2 separate regions of the Homo sapiens genome follow, and region 2 is linked to region 1. A link is a loop called in an ENCODE intact Hi-C map of the cell type or tissue named here. Cell type or tissue: Caco-2. All regions are shown on one strand. Links, peaks and the distances in the headings refer to the core of each region. The heading gives the core; the rest is flanking DNA.

Region 1 (2,921 bases), core at 130-2,629:
ATTAAAGGGCTTGCCTGATTTACCAAATGTGTAATTAGCCTCCAATTAGATCTGAATAGGTTGCAGCACTTTTTCTCCTGTTGAATCTTTTAGTATTGAGCATATTGAGTGTTTTATCATGCCTTCACAATTGCACAATAGCCAGCCAAGAGCTGAAGGCTTCTTATATTTGGAAAATGAATCCATATTTCTAATACTCGTTTTTCTTTTAACCTATTTGTAAATGATTTATTGTAGTAGCAAATCAGATCACGATAAGATAAAGCTTTTTAGAGGTCATTAAAGAGTTTTGGGGAAGTTCCTACAAAGATGCTAGTTTTACACTGTCTGGGTGATAAGGCAACTTAACAATTTATGTGAAAGTTTGCAAAATGTGTTTGTCTGATAAACAGTTTGCTCTACGGGCATCAATCATACTTGCTCTCAGTGGTGTGTTGTATTTTTCATGAAGTGAACTTTAGTGACTTTGCCCATCTACAGGTTTTTGAGATTGCAGCATGCTAAAGAGAGCTTCCCATCTCCCCTCTGCACAGTTGCATTTCAAATCTCTTAATGCAGCTGCCATAATGCAGGTTGCCAATGTAGGCAACCTCAACAAGATTGGTAAGAAAGGTAAGTGTGGAAGCTAGTGTCGTTGGGGAGGGAAGAGTCAGTCTTTGGATTGGGGAAAATAGAAACGCTAGAGTAAAAAATTATAAAGTATGCATGCGAAGGCACACTTATACAGGCACATTGTCTAGGTGGTATAAGGATCAAATGGATATGATAACATTTTGTAGCATTGTAAATGTTCACAAATGTGAGGGTTACCTTGATATGAGGTGGAGAGCTGATTCCCAATCTCAGCTCTGATCCTCACTATGTGTCCTCATTTATAAAATGAAGGTAATAATACACCTTGTAGGGTCATCCCAAGATCAGACACAGGAAAGCAGATGAGCCCACTTTGTAAACTAAATTACTATGCAAATATAAGCCATCACAAAAAAGGTTGGCTCAGGAGAGAGGATATACTTATTACTCTTTCATAATTTAAAAAATAAAATACCCAGGACCGCAGGACAACTCGGTTAACATACATTTGGCTTTCTCAAATCTTACCATTTTAGAAGCATTTGCAACTGCTTATAAATCACTTCTCAAAATTGCCCTGAGCTGAAATGATATTTCTAAGCGCATGTTAAAAGCCTATAAGTGCTTCTGTTCTTGAACAAAGTGAAATCAGTTTACGTTAATAGAAGTATTAATTAATTTGCTCTAATTTTATTCAGTAGTATTAGCATTATTGAAAAGTCTTTACCATCTTTGAGTACCCTAAAGTGTGAGGCGTTAGAGATGGGGGCTCCAGCTGCAGGACCTAGCAGTGAGTATGAAAGTGCAGAAGATTATTGTCTAATTTGGAAACCTGAGATGTTACTGGGAAATGCTGTGGGGTGTGTTATAATGAAAATACCAATCCACATTAGCCATGGTTGCCATAAGGAAAAATCTTAATATCTTGGCCAAACCTACTTAAGGTTCATGTAATAAACCCACATTCCTAATTTTATTAGTGATGTGCCAAGTTAAGCACTTTGCTGGCCTTTGGACAGATTTATAGCTTGACTGTGCTGAATTAGTGGTGACTGACAAGAGGACATTGTTTTATAGGATGCTATTTAGATAAAAACCTGCAGGGTGTTTCTGTAATGTTGTCACTTCAAGTCCAAACAGGAAAAAAGAAATGTGTATTAAGGAGGACTCTTCATTAGCTTTTATGAGTTTAATCTAGTGCAGTCAAACACTTCCTTATAAGGCAAGACATTTTAATGTACAGACAACCTTATCTCTGTTCCAGGTTTCAGAATAAAACAATCTCTTAGGCTTAGTATTGCATCAAAAGAGAAAGTTCAATGAGTTAATATTTGTTAAGCACTTAGAACAGTGCAAGGCACACAGCAAGCATGCTCTGTGTTTGTAAAATAAGTTAAATAAGTGACATTAAAATCCAGTTTTCTCATTCCACAGTGTATATCTATATGTTTACCTCCCCATAAAAAAATCACATATAGTCCATCTTCCCTTCCTTGCCAGTATTTTCTTGCTAGTGGAGTTTTCCACATTTGTTAGTCATTATTTCTTCTCATGGTTTTTAAAATTCAGATACTTCTTACAAGGAGGAAGATCAGAACCTTCTATTTATTCATAGACATCAGAACTAACATTCCTGCTGGGTTTCTTACTGAAAGCAATCTGCCTGTGAGATATGGGAGATCATATTAACTTCAGACAGTTTTGGTGAGGATGTGAGGTTTTGGGTCTCACTGTACCTCACTCTTAACAGCTGAATGATTTTGTGAACACAGACCCTGGCAGCCCCTTGGTTTGGTTTCTTGGAGGAACAAGTCTTCTTTAGAAACTAAAGCCAAGGGCTCTAAATGTGTTTTCCCTATGACCTAAACAGCTTATTGGTCTGAATGTCAAATTTATTAATCCAAATCCTGACCCATTTCTCTTTTCTCATTAGAAAAAAAAAAAAAGAAAGAAAGACTCTCTGAACTCACTCTTCCCTTCTGAGACCAAAGATAAAGATAACTATATAATTATACTCTATATTCTTACCACAAACCATGATTGTGAAACTCAAAACTCCAGATGAAGGATCTTAAAGGGTATCTTAGAATCACGTTAAACTCTTCCGAAACAAGCCAAACAAAAGAAATCAGCTGATAATGGTGATATTATTCTCACATTTAGCAAAAATAGGCTCCTTTTGCCAACATAGCATTAGCAGAAATACATAACAAGCAGATTCTAACACCCCCAAGAGGTAAATTCTGAAACTTGTGTTTGGTTTTACTTGAACATTCTTGTAGACACTTTGGGTCAAGATAGGAATTTACCAGAAGTACTGTAGTATCTTTCACCAACATTTTCATATC
Region 2 (2,921 bases), core at 305-2,804, 69 kb before region 1:
TTATGGTAATAGAGCAATAATTACTCATCTTCCTTACTTATTGCTGTCATTTGAGGAGGAGGAGTTTCTTGCAGGTCCATTTAAAGTTCCCATCTCTTTGGCCTCTGCTATCTGTGTTACCTTCTATTAATCTTGAATTACAGCATGTCTTCAATATGTATCTGAGAAAACAATGCCCTTAATATACAACATTGAAAGTTATGCATAGGTGTAAGTGTCACTTACCTGATAATCAAAGAGTGAAAGGGATAAAAGGAACTGTAGCCCTGGCCAAACATGACACAGGATGAAGCATCGCTAAGTTGCTCTTGGGTTTTGGGGGTGGGACTCCTTATTCAAACAGGGTAGGAGAAACTGTCTTTAAAATGCATGGCCAGCCACCAAGGCAAAGCACGAAGGATGCCGTTTAAATGGAGATTGTATCTCTGCAACAGCCAGTAAACTTTTTTTGGAAAGAAGTGTTCATCGAGGACTTCAAATCAACTTTGTATGTAAATGTATACTAAAAATAAGCCATGCATTATGGATGATAGGTACATGGCTCTGTCTCAAGGATTTTGCAGACTAGTTGGAAAGCAAGCCTCTTACCTACAAAACATTTCATCCAAACGTCCATTTCCATTTCCAACCAATGTGTTGTGCTGTATTTTTTTTTTCCTACAAGAGCCTCCAGACTAGCTGTCGGGGTGACAGACACTCTGCCTTATCACTAGCTCCATGTAGACCAACATATGGAAAAGTAAAAAAAGGATCTGCAGCCTAAACAATGTGCTTCTGTTGCTTGTTTCTGAGTGTTCTGTTGGGCTGGTGCTCTAACTGTCCCACTGATATGTTTTCTTGTCTTAAAAAGTGATGAAACCAAACATAAGTTAGAAAAGTATCCAAGAGGAACAAAGAAAAATGTGGAAAATATCTGTGGTCTCAAATGATATGTTTTCATTTGATTTCATTGAAAATATTTGCAGACCTAGAATATTTGAAATGTATGGCTCTCCCTTGGAAAATTTAACTTGCAATATAGGCAAGTTCCTCAGTAAAGAACTATAGGGGTATGACAAGATAACAAAACAGCAGGTGACAAGATAACAAAAACTGACTGCTTTGGAGAATATACTCTGAGCATTTAAAGTATTGGCATTATAGAGTCTCTTCCGTTTTTAAAAATCTTTTTCTGCATATTTGGTCTCTGCCTCTGGATTCAATATGTAGTCCTTCTCTATAGCCCTGGACCCAAACTAGGAAACTCTAGTTCTGAGCTGAAAAAATGTTGACCTCCATCTCTCTGTTTGGCTTTCCATCTGAGGTTAGGTCCATGTCCTGTGGGTTTGGCAGAGGGGCTAGTACCCAGGCCAGGCTCCATTCTCTTCATAAAGCTGCAGAGGTTACCTGCTCCTATGAATATGCTAATTTGGTTTTTTAAGATTCCATCCCGCAAGTGCAGCTAACTGGCTGCTTCCTCCGTTGCACTTTTCTAAGCACTGATTAGATAAACTGAGATCCTTTCTCAGGGAAAGAAATTCTGACTCCATACTTTGCCCCATTGCCTCAGTACATTGGTGTAGGCAAGGGAGGCTCTGAGCACAGACGATCAGCTTGCGAGAAATCCAGGGGAGGCCAAGATGACAGCCTCTGACACAGACAGGCATGGCAGAAGGGTATTAATTATCCATAACTACAGGCATTTCCATGTGCATGCTTTCCACCTGCTGGGCTAACTCTGTAATGTTCTGACTTTACCCACTGTGGGAATCACTAAAAGTCATCATCCTTGTGAACATTCTTTGAGCATTTGCAATGTGAGAACACTGTGAAAGGTGCTGGGAACCAAAGAGAAAAAAGGCAGATCTCCCTGCCTCCAAAGACACACAACCTAGGTGAGAAAGAATGAATACAAAACGCTAAGATACAAAGAGCACTGCACTTAGTGCCACGTGAATGATTGAAATAATATGATTTTAGGAAAGGAAGTATTTCAATCTGGGAATGTGGCTCTACACAAATTTGAATGGCTTATTGGAATAGGTGATTAAGTCCTTGAGGACAAGGACTTTGGTCTTATGCAAAGGCCCCTGGGGTGCTCTGTGTCAATAAGCTAAAAACATGAGTTTTTTTTTTTTATTCATTCAGTCATTTATTCATGTTAATTGTTTTGTTACCATCCCCGTCCCTCCATCCTATAGTAAAACGTCAGGTTTTTATGTAGCAGATTCAGATTTGTGCAAATTGGAGTTGTATGCACTTTTTCATAGAAGAAACTAGAATTTTACAGGCGGTCACCCCATCTCAATGTGTGCTAAGTTGGGCTGTGCAGGAGCCATGTAGATGAAGCTGCTGAGGCCCTTGTTTGCACAGGGAAGCCTAGTAGATAAGAAAAAACACTGAGGCTGCAGACTTCTGCTTTGAACTGTGCAGATGCAAGATGTGCAAAGACTGTTACAAGCCCCCTGCTTTGACACAGATAAGAGAAACAGAGAGAAGATAGAGCCTTGAGTCAGAAGGCCGAGAGCCTTGGGAAAGGCAATGTTCATGCATTTCAACCAGCAAGGCTTCCAGCAACCAGGAAGTACAAAGAGCCAGAGAGAGAAGGAATACCAGTAAGAACTGTAGATTCAAAGAAGGGAGAGGGATATAAACTGGTGTAGAAAAAGCCAGAAACCTTAAGAATCAATTGGCCTCCTAGGAGAATCATTCTTGCCTGGAGACCTCATACCCAGAAAGAGAAAGAGAGCTATGAACTTTCTGAACCGCCTTCTATGTCTCCAGCCATTCCCACCCTGGCTGCAGCCTAATAAACTCATAAGCCCATGGTGCCTGGTTGACCTGTCAGTTCTTAATGAAATTTGATTGCAGTGAAATTGCATTGCTAATCCCCCAGAAATTGACCCAGGGTTGACTTCACTCCTTCAGATTGTATAAAAGGA

What was found. A loop is a pair of places that touch in the nucleus more often than their neighbours do. Peaks named below come from ENCODE experiments on the same cell type or tissue, not always from the same donor. Only the 100,000 strongest peaks of a DNase experiment are listed, where the experiment ranks them.
Region 2: it touches region 1 in a loop (6-fold over the local background); 1 of 110 quality-filtered maps calls a loop at or near these places.

Annotation. Positions count from the first base shown.
Region 1 is chr1:87,717,275-87,720,195 of GRCh38, reverse strand. No RefSeq gene overlaps it. Among named protein-coding and RNA genes, the nearest start is that of LINC01773, 190 kb to the left of the region's middle. In Caco-2, for the core only: no CTCF peak of the experiment used is centred there; a DNase peak (open chromatin) is centred at 1,595.
Region 2 is chr1:87,786,542-87,789,462 of GRCh38, reverse strand. No RefSeq gene overlaps it. Among named protein-coding and RNA genes, the nearest start is that of LINC01773, 120 kb to the left of the region's middle. In Caco-2, for the core only: a CTCF peak has its summit at 1,712; DNase peaks (open chromatin) are centred at 1,702 and 2,382.